2 separate regions of the Homo sapiens genome follow, and region 1 is linked to region 2. The links are chromatin loops, found by intact Hi-C in ENCODE. Cell type or tissue: Calu3. All regions are shown on one strand. Links, peaks and the distances in the headings refer to the core of each region. The heading gives the core; the rest is flanking DNA.

The links. A loop is a pair of places that touch in the nucleus more often than their neighbours do. Peaks named below come from ENCODE experiments on the same cell type or tissue, not always from the same donor. Only the 100,000 strongest peaks of a DNase experiment are listed, where the experiment ranks them.
Region 1: it touches region 2 in a loop (2.2-fold over the local background); 1 of 110 quality-filtered maps calls a loop at or near these places.

Annotation. Positions count from the first base shown.
Region 1 is chr5:91,952,063-91,959,064 of GRCh38, reverse strand. No RefSeq gene overlaps it. Among named protein-coding and RNA genes, the nearest start is that of ARRDC3, 570 kb to the right of the region's middle. In Calu3, for the core only: no CTCF peak of the experiment used is centred there; a DNase peak (open chromatin) is centred at 3,264.
Region 2 is chr5:92,014,065-92,021,066 of GRCh38, reverse strand. No RefSeq gene overlaps it. Among named protein-coding and RNA genes, the nearest start is that of ARRDC3, 630 kb to the right of the region's middle. In Calu3, for the core only: no CTCF peak of the experiment used is centred there; no DNase peak of the experiment used is centred there.

The sequences.
Region 1 (7,002 bases), core at 636-5,635, 61 kb after region 2:
CCTCTTCTCCAGTAACTTTCACTCATAGCTTAGGAAATCTGAGCTTCAAAAAGATAATTTGTAGTATATGTACTTAGGAAATCAAGGCCCAAGTATATTTAAATATTTTGATTTAGACAATATTCTCTCTCCACTCTTGAGAGGCTTTATCCTGAAAAATTGTAAAAGCTCAGCAAAAAATAGAAAAATATTTTTCAAGGATTACCTCTTATTTTAGATTACTTAAAGAACAGGGTGGGTGACTTGGATTACCTCAAAAATAAAAAGTCTGGGATAATAATTACTTTTCATATAAGCAACACATATTTGTAGAGAAGAACCAGAATTTTTTTTTAAAGTCAGGCAAAACTATTTATCTTAACATTTCATTAAACTGTGTGTATTTAACAGAAAATCTCTTTTGCCCTTTGTAGAATTTTTGTTGGTAAATTAGAAGCCAGCAAATGTTCAAGTTTGATCTCCAATGAGAAGTGGATCTATGCGTAGATACCCACACATACAGAAGTAAATGTGCTTCATGAGCACTTGAAATGTCGCTAGTGTCACTAATAAACTCAATTTTGTAATTTAATATAAATCTAACTAAATTTAATTTAATTTTAAAATTAGCTAAAAGCTTTGTAAGTATGTGTGGAATAACTTGCGGCTATAAATTCACTTTTTCAACTGTAAATGTTATGCATTTGAAATACAGATAAATTATTTCTGATACAAATTTACTGCCTAAATTGAGATATACTGAAAATATAAAATATACAAGAAGAAACAATGTAAAATATTTTATGAATATATTTTAAAATATTGACTATATGTCTTAATGACAATTTTTGAATATATTGGCTTAAAATATATATTAAAAATAATTGCATCTGTTTCTTTTTAGTTTTCAAATGTGACTACTAGAAAATTTAGAATTACTTAGGTGGGTTCTCTCATGGTGCCACACGCCTACAGTTCCCAGTTATCTGAGAGGCTGAAGTGGGAGGATTGCTTGAGTCCAAAAGTTGGAGGCTGCAGTGAACTGTGATTGAGCCACTATACTCCAGCCTGGGTGACAGAGTGATCCTCCTTCTCAAAAATAAATAAATAAATATATGAAATAACTGTGGCTCATGCCTCTAATCAGCACTTTGGGAGACTGAGAGGGGAGGATCCCTTGAGCCAGGAGTCAAGCCAGCAGTGAGCTAAGCTGTGATTGTACCACTGCAATCACACCCAATCTATCTTTGGTGACTAAGCGAGAACCCCATCTCTGGGAAAAAAAAATTACTTATGTGACTCAAACTATTTTCCACTGGATGGTTCTTATCTGAAACACTGGGTCATTTGAAGGGAATAATTTCCAAGCAGTTCTTGCTAAAATTACTCATGAATCATTCAATTCAGGTAGTGATTGAATAAAAAATGAAGCAGAACACCTGAGCTCCAGTGAAGTTATTTCTGTTAAGCAGAAAAACTAATTAAAATAATTAAAAGCATTTGAGGCTCTGTCTTTATCACTGACAATATATTTCAAATCACTGGCTGAATTTTTAAAATATATCCAGAAATTTGGAATTGGAAAAGGTCTTACCTTACCTAAATTGTTAATCTTACACAGAAGAAAACCTACTTTATGTTGAGTTTCCAAGATTATTTTAAAAGTCTGTGATCAAGTCAGGAGTAAAACTTCTAATTTTCAATCTATTCTGCTAAGATTAAATAAGTATAAGGAATTAAGAATTTAAATAATTTAAAATAGAAACTATCCAGCAAAACACATAAAAATGGGTTTTCTTAAGAGTCTCTTAAAGATCTTCCTTTATATAAATCATCAAAACAAAAAATAATTTTTTACAAGAGACTTCCTTAAAAGCATGTTTTAGTTATTTTGTAAAAAATCAGTGGCTCTTTCCCACTTTTCTCGAGTTTTATTGATAGATGTATCCTTGTACTGTATATGCAATATATTCAATATGACCATCCATTTGAATATAAGAGGCCAAAAAAGGGTTAAGATTGGGAGCAAACTTAAGGCCAAACTGAATTCAAAAAGTTGCTGATGTGAAGTACCAGGTCTCCTGGGGAAACAACACACAGGCTGCACCATTGACTTGCCAATTAATTCAAGGAGCTACATGGCTATTAGTTCAGGAAAGAGACGCTTGCTTGCCTGCTTGCCTAGAGGTAAGAGCTAGGTTTGCAGCTGACAAACAGCAGGATGACAGAAATAAATGGGGAGAGAAATTAGGAATATGAATCTAAGTATTTCATTTTCTTGCCTTGGTATCAAAGAAAACCTCAAATGTCAGCAAACTGTGGTATCTTGTATAATATACAGAAGATTCATTCATCATAAAATACTTCAAAATACAAGCAATTTTCTAAGAATCTTTAAGATAGCATCACAGAAAGTACATTCTATTAATTCCTACAAAATTCTAAAATGTGTCTTCAAGTTTAATTATGAAAAATGTGAAAATTAGGCCCATAGAACTTTGCAGAGCTATAAATAAGTTTTATATGGTATACATATGCAATGTGAATCAAAGATTCTAAATTTAATGATTATTAAAAATGCACATTTATCATTATTATTGTTATTTGTTTATTACTATCTTGTTCCATTTGGTCATATTTGTTTCTTCTTGTACACATTGAATGTCAGGGTTCAGAATTTTTAAAATTTCTACATGATTAACTTTTCTAAGGGAATTTCCATGTATGAAATGATGCAATGATGATCACTATATTTGACCCTGACACTGTGAAATTGCTAGCAGTGCATACCTGCTCTGAAGCTAATTAAGAACATCTTGAATATGCTCTTTGCAGGGGTATTTCATGGTAATCCACTGGAAAAAAATATATTCAACTGAAAGCCTTCAAGTAAATAGGTGACATCGCAACTCTGTTCTTCTAAATGTGCTTCCGTAAATTCACAGGAGTATTGGGGGTCATAAAATGCAACTAAATGAAGCCATTTAAATTATACTTAGGAAAGTATTTGTAGTTTCCACAGTTGCAGAAAAATCACTGTATAATTAGCATGCTATTTTGATACCCTAAAATGTTTTCTGTCAAAGATGCATTGCTTTATTCTACATTATTTCCTGTCTTAATTGTGGCTTGGTTCATAGCACCATACTCTGGATGAAATCTAGGCTGCAAAAAATCTATTTGGGTACCACTTTGTCCTGTACCACCCTTTTTGCACTGAATCAGAGTGAGGGGAATCTTGGGCAGTCGACAGCTTTATCACTGCTTCCGAGTTCAGGTTGGCTGGGCTCCCAAATCTCTTGGGACATGTTGGCTGCCAAAGCAAATTAGTCTCACTTTATCTTGGGGGCAGTGACTTTGCTAACTTTATTGGCTGTGTGGGGCCTAAGCCTTCTAACACCAGAAGGTGACACATTAGAAAAAAATTTAGTTAAGATATTGATCCCCTTCCCACCCAAAAATGGCATGAGTGAAAGAATAATTAGGAAAGCTATGGGGGAAAAAGAATCCAGTTAGAAAACATGAAAGAGGTCTGGGCTTAAATTGTAATTAAAGAGGCAGAATTGTAGGTTCACTATAAGAAAACTTTGACATTAGGCTAAATTTATAATCTGAAAAATATGAATGTCATTTGTGAAACAGATGAAACAATAAGTCATATCCAATCTGTATTACTAAATATGTATTTTTTAAAAGATGGTCAGGGGATGAAAACAGAACAGAAGTAATCAAAAGTAAAAATCATAGAAAAAGTGGTCAGGCTTGAATAAGTCTATTGAAGTGTTCATGTAATGCTTAACGGAAGCCTCCTGCCCAAATAACAGAGGATTATATATTTCTAGTTGTGTCTTCAGTCCCCTACATGAGTGAGAAAATTGGAGGGTTGTCTGTGTTTATACATGTGCTTATACATAAGGAAAGAGAACTCTTTATTTATTTCAAGTATATAGTTTTGGGGAAACAAATGGTGGAAAAATGTACATTATTTAAAAGTTGTATCTCACAGAAATGATTAACTGTGGGCAGTTTTTCTCCCAATTGCAAAGTTTACCTATAAATCTAAGACAGAAGTTTGGATGGTCTAATCACCATATATTCATATTTGGTAGGTCAGTGTTGGGCCTAGGATAATTTCCTTTTTAATAATACCCATCTTTAATAGCAAGAGAAGGTGCTTTCTTAGTTTCACCACTACAACTCCAGAACATTAAACAATACTTGTCCTATGATAAACAATAAATAGTTGATGAAAGCATGAGTGAATAAATTACTAACAAATGAATGAATAAATAAAGCACACATTATTCTAATGCAAATTGTCCATGAACCAATCTTTGAGAAACAATAATCTGGAGTCTTCATTCTTTAATTTAACTTTCGAGAATGTTAAAAAGTAATGATCATTTCCATAGCAGCGTATTTAGGAAATATTTACGATCCGTGACACCTACTTAATTGAGATGATTCTGGTTTACCGACACATGTTCAGAAATACTTGAATACAGTATCAATTATTTTTATAAAGAATTATTCTTCCTTAGTGATGAAGCCTTTTTTTGTTTGTTTTACTTTCAGTTGTTAATTCTGATAGTAGTGTTGAAGTTAATTGGATAGGGTGTAAACTTGCTTAACTCCATAATGATTCCTCCCTGCCAATCTTTTCATCTCCATGATTATTATCATGAATTCTCTGAACTCCTTGCCTATGTTACTCAACAACACAAAATGAATTTAGTGAGAGTAACTAAGCACTGATATGACAAGTTGATAGCAGGCCTACTAATATGATCTGCTTGTGGTCACTGATCTCAAATGTCTTTGTTACATTACAGATGAAAGACAGTGAAATGAAGAGTTAAGCAACATCAGCACCTCTGGAAAGGACTTCAGTATGTGAGAGTTTGGAATTTGAGGACTTTATATTGTGTCAGATCTCCTTTATAATTTAAAATACAGAAGATATCAAAATTGGATTTAGGGTCATTTTGATCTCCTAATAATTCTTGCTTCTCTGTTGCTAAAGAGAACCCCAAAATAAACTCATAGTACAAACAATATTGTTCTAGGAAGTATTTTAACTGCAAAAGTAACAACAATAAAGAAATAATGATCTTTTGTAAATTTTGACAAAGGGCCAGAGGTTAACATGTCATATGTAAGTTTAAAATATATATTACACAATGAGAAATTTAAAACTAATGATAAAAATGCTATAAGGATTTGGATGAAGCAGGGTTCAAATCTCATTTGAGGAGTCAAGAAATTATTAGAGGAGGAAGCACTTCAGTGACTTGTATGTAGCAGGCACCAAACAAATATTTGCTGTAGGAATGGTATTTTAATGAGATCTTCTACATTAAGCATATAATATGATAGACATTTATTATTAAAGAATTTTTAAATGACTTTTAAGATATATACCAGAATTTTAAATATAGCTGATAAGGTCCTCCATGGTCACACTTCTGCCTACCTCCTTACCTTTATTTTGAATCATGTTCTTCAAATCATCCTCGACATCTGCTAATCTCTCAAAGCATAATATCGTGTCCATACCTTACATAATGTTGTCCTATTATTCCTTTTGACCCAAGATTATCACATTAGATTTCCTCTGCGTACGTCTGGATGCAAATTTGCTTAGGGTTCTTTACAACCCTGATGATCAAGGAAGACATAGGGAAGGCAACCCTCGTTGGTATGCAATATCTGCACCTTTCAGGATTCTCAATATTGCACGAGATGGAGAGGCATCTGGCTTTGCCTTGGTGCTATGATTTTAAAAGTGGCAAAGGACAAGATACATGTTAGCCACCTGCCCCTTCTTCCTTTTTCTTTGCAAATTCTCAGGGTTTGGTACTGGGAGAATTTGGAGAAGACTATTGCAAAGGGACTTCGAATATTGCTTTAGTTTCCTCTCTGATTCTCACTTGCGTTTGGACAGCCCTTGACTGTCATTTCGGGATGAACTTTATTTCTATCCTGGTCTTTATGCTTCTGAGAGTCAAATGATGCAAGTCTCTGTTACTTCGTCACCTCAGGGGACAACAGCTTATGGGTGAGAGGAGTAAATTAAGAATTCAGCCAGAGATGGGAAGGGACAGCATTCTAGATGTGGAGCCACTGAGGAGAAACAAATTTGAATAAAAGGAATGAAAGGAGATATCTTTTTTTAAGGTGAGTTTGGCATGAAGATTTGATGTATGCTAGGAAAAAATGAAATGTTAAGAAAGGTTTAGACAAGGTCATGGGAATAGAGACTCTTACGTTTTGATAAAGTAACCACAGAGTCCATCTTGAGTTCAAAGTCAGTTTATATCCCTTCCCCCTTCTCATCCCTGCCCTTCCATGTTTTGAAAGACATATACAGGAATTGAATGACTTGACATATAACCACAAAACTGACTAGCACATGCCATCCCATTGGAGATGAAAGATATCACTGACAAGGTACAATAATGGGGTCAAATGACAGCCTCCATCGAGAAGTTATATTTTTCTTGAAAGTTTATTTCCCAGCAGGTGACCGCCTTCAAATAATCTCCAATTGCATTTACCATATGAGTAATGACCATTTATCTTAATATTCTATTATCTCAGTGGTCTCCAACTCATTCTATTTTAAAAGTAATCTTGTCCACTTTCTACAACATGGTCCAATCCTTTCTTTAGAGCATGCAGGTATGGATCTAACTACCCAAAGAGAAAAAGATTAGATAATATCCCCAGTGTGGATTCAGAAATACATTAGGTTATAAGAAAATTGATGGATAATCTCTACCAATAAAGATCAAGTAACTCAGGAAGTCTTTTGGTTTTTATTTTACTGCTTTTTGTTAGGTCATGCTCATTCTTCACTGTGCACAGATTTATTTACCTAATAGTGTGCTGTTCATGCTTGAAATAGCAGAATAGAAGTACTCCCAGCACAAAAGTGAGTGTGCGATAAGCCTCATCTCCAGTAATAGCACAGTTGTGAAACTAGAAGCATTCCTTACTTACTGAAAATTGAACAATAGTGTC
Region 2 (7,002 bases), core at 1,297-6,296:
TTTTCAAAGCTTATTATTTATGTCATGGAAAGAATAATCAGAGACACTGTTAAAAGATTTTTGGTCCCATCCCTGGTAATCCTGATCCACTGTATTTGAAATGGGCTCTAGAAATTCAGCCAATATTGGGTGTATAGGTAAAATTATCTTTAGACTACAGAATGATATCTTGTCCAGTTCAGCTAGTTTGATAACAATTCAAAATCTCATTTTACTTATTTTAACTTGATGCTCACCACACAGTATTCTCCCTGTGTAGTTTTGAGCACAAGGAAGGAGCATCCTATGTAAATGACGCATATTTCGTGAATAAATAAATGGACATCATGGTTTACAATTCAGTGTCTTTTAAGTTCAAGTGCTCACAGTTAAACTAAAGTCAGACCTTAAGAAGTTAATAATAATTGAATAAATTTTCAAATTGGATTTCTGTAAATGTTAAACTGAGAGTCTGACTAAACTGTAGTAAACCCATTAGGACCTTGTTGACCTGCTCATTTTTATCCAAAATAGCCAGTTGGCTTTCTCATTTTACAATCTATCAAACAATATTTTTCTTTTAAAATTTTATTGTTTCTTATGTTAGCATGATATGAGAATGGTATATAGTATTTATAATATTAATATTGACCAGTCTTATCAGCTAAATCAAACATTAAATGATTCACATAATCAGGTGAGCTAATTTAGTACAGAGACTCAGCACTTATCAAATACTAATTTCTATTTGTGACTATTTCTACATTTCTAAAATAAATACAATTAGCGTTTGAAAAACAATCCATGAATGTGGAATATATTTCCATTTACTTGTGTCTTCTTCATCTACTTTGTATACCTATATCAAAGCATCATAGTGTACCCCATGACTATGTACAATTCTGATGTGTCAATTAAAAATAAAATAAAAGAACAAGAAAACAAAACTAAGGACAATATTCAAAGAGTTACATTCAAAAACTAGAAATAGAAACTTAAATTTCATAGAATTAAAACTATTTCCTTCTGAACATGTTGTCATTCTCAGAACTCATAAACATAACTTGATTTCCACGTGGTCCTTAACCTTTTCTTTTTAATCAATTAGTAAAGACTTTTTATATCTTGTTCTTTTTATTGTATTTATGTCGTTTCCAGGCTATATGTACTCTTACACTCTGAGATAGAAAACTGAGAAAGGAAAATGGTCTGAAACCCTAAGATTCAAACATACTTGACTACTGCAGTATTTTGTTCTTTGATTATAATGATTAATTTTGTGAAAAAGTCACACAGCTACTGTAGTCCTCCTCCCTTATCTTCAGTTTCACTTTCTGTGGTTTCAGTTACCTGAAGTCAACTGCGATCTGAAAATATTAAATGAAATATTTCAGATATAAAAATTCATAAATTTTAAATTGTGTGCCATTCTAAGTAGCCATATGAAACCTGATGCCCTCCTGCTCATCCCATCCAGGAAGTGACTCATCTCTTTGTCTAGCATACCTACACTGTTCATGCTACCCATCCATTTGTCACTTATCAGATGGAAAAAATGTAGCATATATAGGGCTTGATATTATCTACAATTTCAGGCATCCACTGGGGGCCTTGGAACATATTCCTGGCAAATAAGGTGGGACTACAGTGTTCATTAAGTAATATTCAATTTCTTGATGGGATATTGCAAAAGTTAAATGGGATATTATAAATCTAACAATATATGTGCTCCAACAATTTACCTATTCACAGATGACTTCCTCATTCGTGTGTGTGAACATAGCTATATTTCTAAAATAAATATAAGATGCATTCTTCATTTTTCAAAATATTTTGAAAGACAGCATAATTGCATTTTATATGTACCTGGAAGCCAGAACATTTGAAAAATCTCATGCTTTAAAAGAATTGTAAGGTCAGGGAATTGAGACTACTACTATTGCCTTGTAATTAAAAATGTACTAGAGGAAATATCTCAAAATTAAGAGAGTGCTAAAAAGGAAACCATAATCTAATTTGCTTAAACTGGTATAGATACCACTTTTTCTGATTGTACTAATGCAGTTTTTAGTACATAGTTGTGCATATTATAAAAGGAACTGTAGTAACATATATGTGAGGGGAAAAAAGCCTTAACTTATTTAGTTGACTAAAAATAGACATGCTTAAAGAATCGTTTATTTGTATTCAGTGTATTTTCTCTCCTACTAATGTATGAGCTCTGTTTCACTACCCAGACATTTTGCAGGTAATTAAAGGAATATGTTATCCATGAAAGTTAGAGTTGAGTAAGTTAAATCAATGATCTTCTACCCCTATGACCTCATACTGAGAGGGAGTTATTAGGTACAACTTTTCAATAGAAAATTCATACATCTTATACCATATTATTAATTCACTTCATAGACTATTGAACACTTCTGTTATAAAAAGGTAACCAAAATTATAAACATCTTTGAGCCTCTATTCTTTATCCAAAAGGGAGGCTTTTTAGCAGTCATATTGACATTTATGACAATTATAGGATACTTGTGAAAGATATTTACAATAAAACTGTATGTACAAATTTATATGAAAGCTATGAATCTACTAGAATATATTTAGCTTTTCTTCCTCGATTCTTAGAAGAAGATACATGAAACAGAAATTATAGTTTTAAGTGGTCACCCTATGGTAAGCTAAATTTATTTAATTTATTTATATGCAAATCCCCTCTTCTGCATTACTCCCATAAATAATTCATAATTACATAGGAAGAGAAAGTATAATCTTAACACAGATATAATTAACAATAGAAAGAATGAGTTGTTCTGAAAAAAACTTTTGACGAAAGTCAGTTGCTGTCACTGGAATTTTCTGCTTTTTCGTCCAAAGACCACTGGAAGACAGATTTTGTATTTCCCTGTCAGCTCATGTTTGACTTTTGCCATTTACATAAATACAGTGTAAAAAGTCATAGAAGAGGTAATGGGTGCTTCCAGCTTTTCTACTAACATAAGAAAGATGCAAGGGCTATAATATTCTTAGTCATTGACATTTACAACTATGGGTTTGTTTTTAATACAGGGCAGTGAGCAATGTACTTAAGGCCTCAGAAAATGCTTTATGGCATACACTAAAGGTGAATCACTTTTTTACTAGATTTATTGGCTGGAGGAATTGTAACCTCAAGAGGAAATTTAGCCAGTTTTAACCCAAGTAGTGCTTCTTATAGTTATTTCCTCTCAAATTCTCAGCAGGACTCAAGCATTCTAAATGTCCTATTCAGGGATCCTGATTTCCTTCCCCCAGCTGGTTTCCAGCACCTTGGGTACTGACAGAGTACTCATTAACAAACTAATTGATTTTTATTAATTATCTGTGGTATAATCTTTCCAGTGTTTTCCCCCCTAGTATCTAAGCTTATTAACTCCAAACATACATACACACACACACACACACACACACACACACACACACACACACACCCCACAATTAGTCCTAAAGAAACTTTGGAATGAGAGTGAACTCAAATATGCAGATAGATTGCACAAATCAAAATGCGATTGTAAAAAGGTTAGATTTATAGAATTATAAATATTGAGATAAAAAGAAACATAATTATGGAGAATATCCATTAAAGTAGCTTTAAAAAGCAGTTCAAATATTAGGATAGACTATGCATGCTGTACTTAAACTGTGTTTATAAGGAAAAACTATTCAAATGAAAACATAGCAGTGGAGAACAAACTCTCAGCAATGCAAGAGAGCAGATACTTTTTCATACTGTCTGTCAGAACTATTGGACACAATCTTTAATAAACTCTCAACATTAAATCCATTACTAAAATGTTATTAAGACCTTAAAAACACATACAAGTAAATCTAGAATTGTTTATTAAATAGCCTAAGAAGGAAGAATATAATGGTATTAATTGAAAACCTGGAAGGCTGAATAAAAGTTCCCATATCCATGCTCCTGCTCTGCTTCATTTCAGCTATGTGACTTTGGGCAAGTTTCTTAATGTCTCTAAGCCTCAGTTTCCTTACTTGTAATACTGAGATAATAAAAATACCTTCCTCATAGGGTTGTTGGGAAAGTAAAAGAGATGACATTCAGTACCATGCCTAGCACATAAATAAGGACTCAGTAAATGATACATGTACAATGACTACCACATTATCCTTTTAATTAATCATTCTTGCATTTATTGATGTGCCTGTATCTTATAGCTTATTTTATATTGACTTTAAAACAAAGTTACTCTAAATCAACTTGTTTGCTTACATAGTATTTTAAATTGAGCCCTTCATAGGGTCCAGTAAAGATTTCATTATGCTACTCCTTACCTTTCTCCACCACACAAACACACTTTCTTCATCATTCTGAATACCACAGGCAGCACAGCTGACTTCCATCTGGTTATCATCTTTACTTTGTCTTTTGATCAGTTTTCACATTCAGCCACCACTGGATCTAAGTGAGTTTTCCCTGTAAATGTCTAGGCACTGTGTTGTTCTCATTATCTCCATGGCTTTACTCTGAGCTATAACACTTACTCCTGTACTGTTACAGTATCTTCTTTATTGGCTTTCAAAACATTTAGGATTAAGTCTCAAAAAATTATTTTCTTTAGCACTTAGTGTATAGTACCTTTACTAAAATATATTAGGGACTGGCAGATGAGAAAAATAAATGGCACAGAATCCAACCAGTGAGTAATTATCTCCCTCCAACATTTTATTGAGGGTTAACATTTATTTTCTCAGAAGTTCCTAATACATGCTTGAATCAAGCTGGGCCTCATATTTATACTCTTAAGAATTTATTTATTTATTTCAAATACATCATTTATTGCTAAAAGTGCCCATGCTTTACTTTTTACCTCCTCTCACCAGAATTAATGTCAGAAACATGGTCTTGCCCAATACATAGCCTCTGCATTTCTTTTGCATTTATTAATTCATTCAACTAACTTGTATTGAGCGACTTTCATGCATCAGGCAATATACTAAGCACTAAATTTTTTTAAGCAACTGAGATGTGCTAGTCCCTTATCAGAAAACAGGACCAATGAGAACTATCTGACAGTCATAGAGGATTAAATTATATCATATGTGGATTAAATTGTATCATTTGGTAACTACAGCTTATCAAAATTGGACAAAAATATTGTAAAACAGAGATGTTCTAGTGGCAAACACTCCTGGGGCTTCTTATTATAACGCTCTAATTAGTCTTCAGTCCATAGAAACATGTTATGGTGATTGATAGACAATTCCCTTCTAAGTTATGTAACAGCATGTACAAAATCAGAAAAGCATTAAAACATCAAGAGTATCTGGGAAATGTCTGATGTACCTGGGAATAGGATTGATTTAATGGAGAGAAGAAAGAAAAGGAGCTGGATAAGTAAAATATGAGTAAAACGTACAATTGAATGTATAGACTACAGGAGCTTGTGTTTTATATTGTTGGTTGATGGTGTTTAAATTTTGGTGGTTCAGCATGTGTTGACCTTGTCCCAAAAATACACATGTGTATATCCACAATTTGTTACGGGATTTCATAGAAATCTAAAACCCAGATTATAAATTCCTGCTTAGGCAATGGGAACCCCAAAGAGATTTTTAATAAGTGAAGCTGAATCATGCAGTTTCTGTGGAAGAATATTCTGGATGCAATATGAAAGAAGGTTGGAGCATGGATGAGGAGGAAATTTTGCTGACCAGGAGAGAAGTGAGGAGGCTATTGCAATAGCTGAGATCAGGGAAGAAAGGCATATTGGATAAATGTCCTCATCTAGCCTTCCAAAGTTCCTTGTGCTTACCTTGACACACATTGTTACTCATTAGTAGTTATGTCTCCTTAATTCAAATGCAAGATCCTCCATCCCAGACAAGTAGTATCTCTACATGGAATGCTTGAATGAGGCTAAGGACATCTACAATAAATGAGAGGAAAAATCAGATATTGTGAACATTTCTGTGATAGAAGTAATAGAATTTGGCAATTATTAAATATAGGATGTGAAGGAGAATCATTAGCCAAGGTTGATTCCACTGTTTCTATCTTGGAGACAGAGAATGCAATATGAAGATTTAATTTTGTTAGATAATACCAATTTTGCTTTCAAATGCAAGTTATGCACCTATCTTGGTATTAATACTGATAATACATTCAGGAGAGAGGTCAATATAAGAGCATCATATGGCATCTGTAGTAAGTGGATGGTACTTGATATCCGCCAGTGGATGAGATGCTGCAGGGAGATTATGCACAATAAGATGAAAATCTAGAAATTATCTGTATTTAAACACTCCATGGAAAAGAAGGAGCCAGCAAAGAAGACTTGGAAAGGATAGCCAGATTAATAGAGAAGCAAGAGAAAATGACGACTGAAAGTCAAAGAAAGTGAGAATCCCAAGTATTGCAAAGTGGTGAAGAGCACAGAGAAGTCAGGGCAGGTAAGATCCAAAAGCTATTGCTGATTGGAGATATGTGTATTTCAGGAAAGTATTTTCAAAAGAGCAGTAGTAGCATAAGCCTAATAGAATACTAAATGTCATTTGGTGATGGGAAATGAAAATGAGAGAATATACACAAATTTTTCAATCAAGGATGACTTTGAATAGTAGTCATTTGATGGGAGGGAGAGGGGCAAGAAACTGTGATTTGTAAAGTTGTCTTTTTTTTTAATAGAAACTGTTGGAGACTTAAATGAAAGAGGAGAAGAAGGCCTGAAGACACAGGAAAAAATAATGTACAAAGCATTTCTAAGTCAGTGAAGCATGAGGAATCCAGTGCACAGCATCTCCGTGAAGAATGAAGGAAAGAAAGGCACCTCTAAGAAAATGTCTATCCTTAAATTAAACACTAATGTATGATAAAACGTGCATAGTAGTCTATATTCCTGTTTAGACCTGTGGGGTTTGGTGACATTTGCATTTACTTTCCTTGATGCCTATTAGAAAATGATTACCATGAAAGCAGATAATAATACCTTCTTTGCATCTCTTTAGATATTTATCTCTGACAAATAG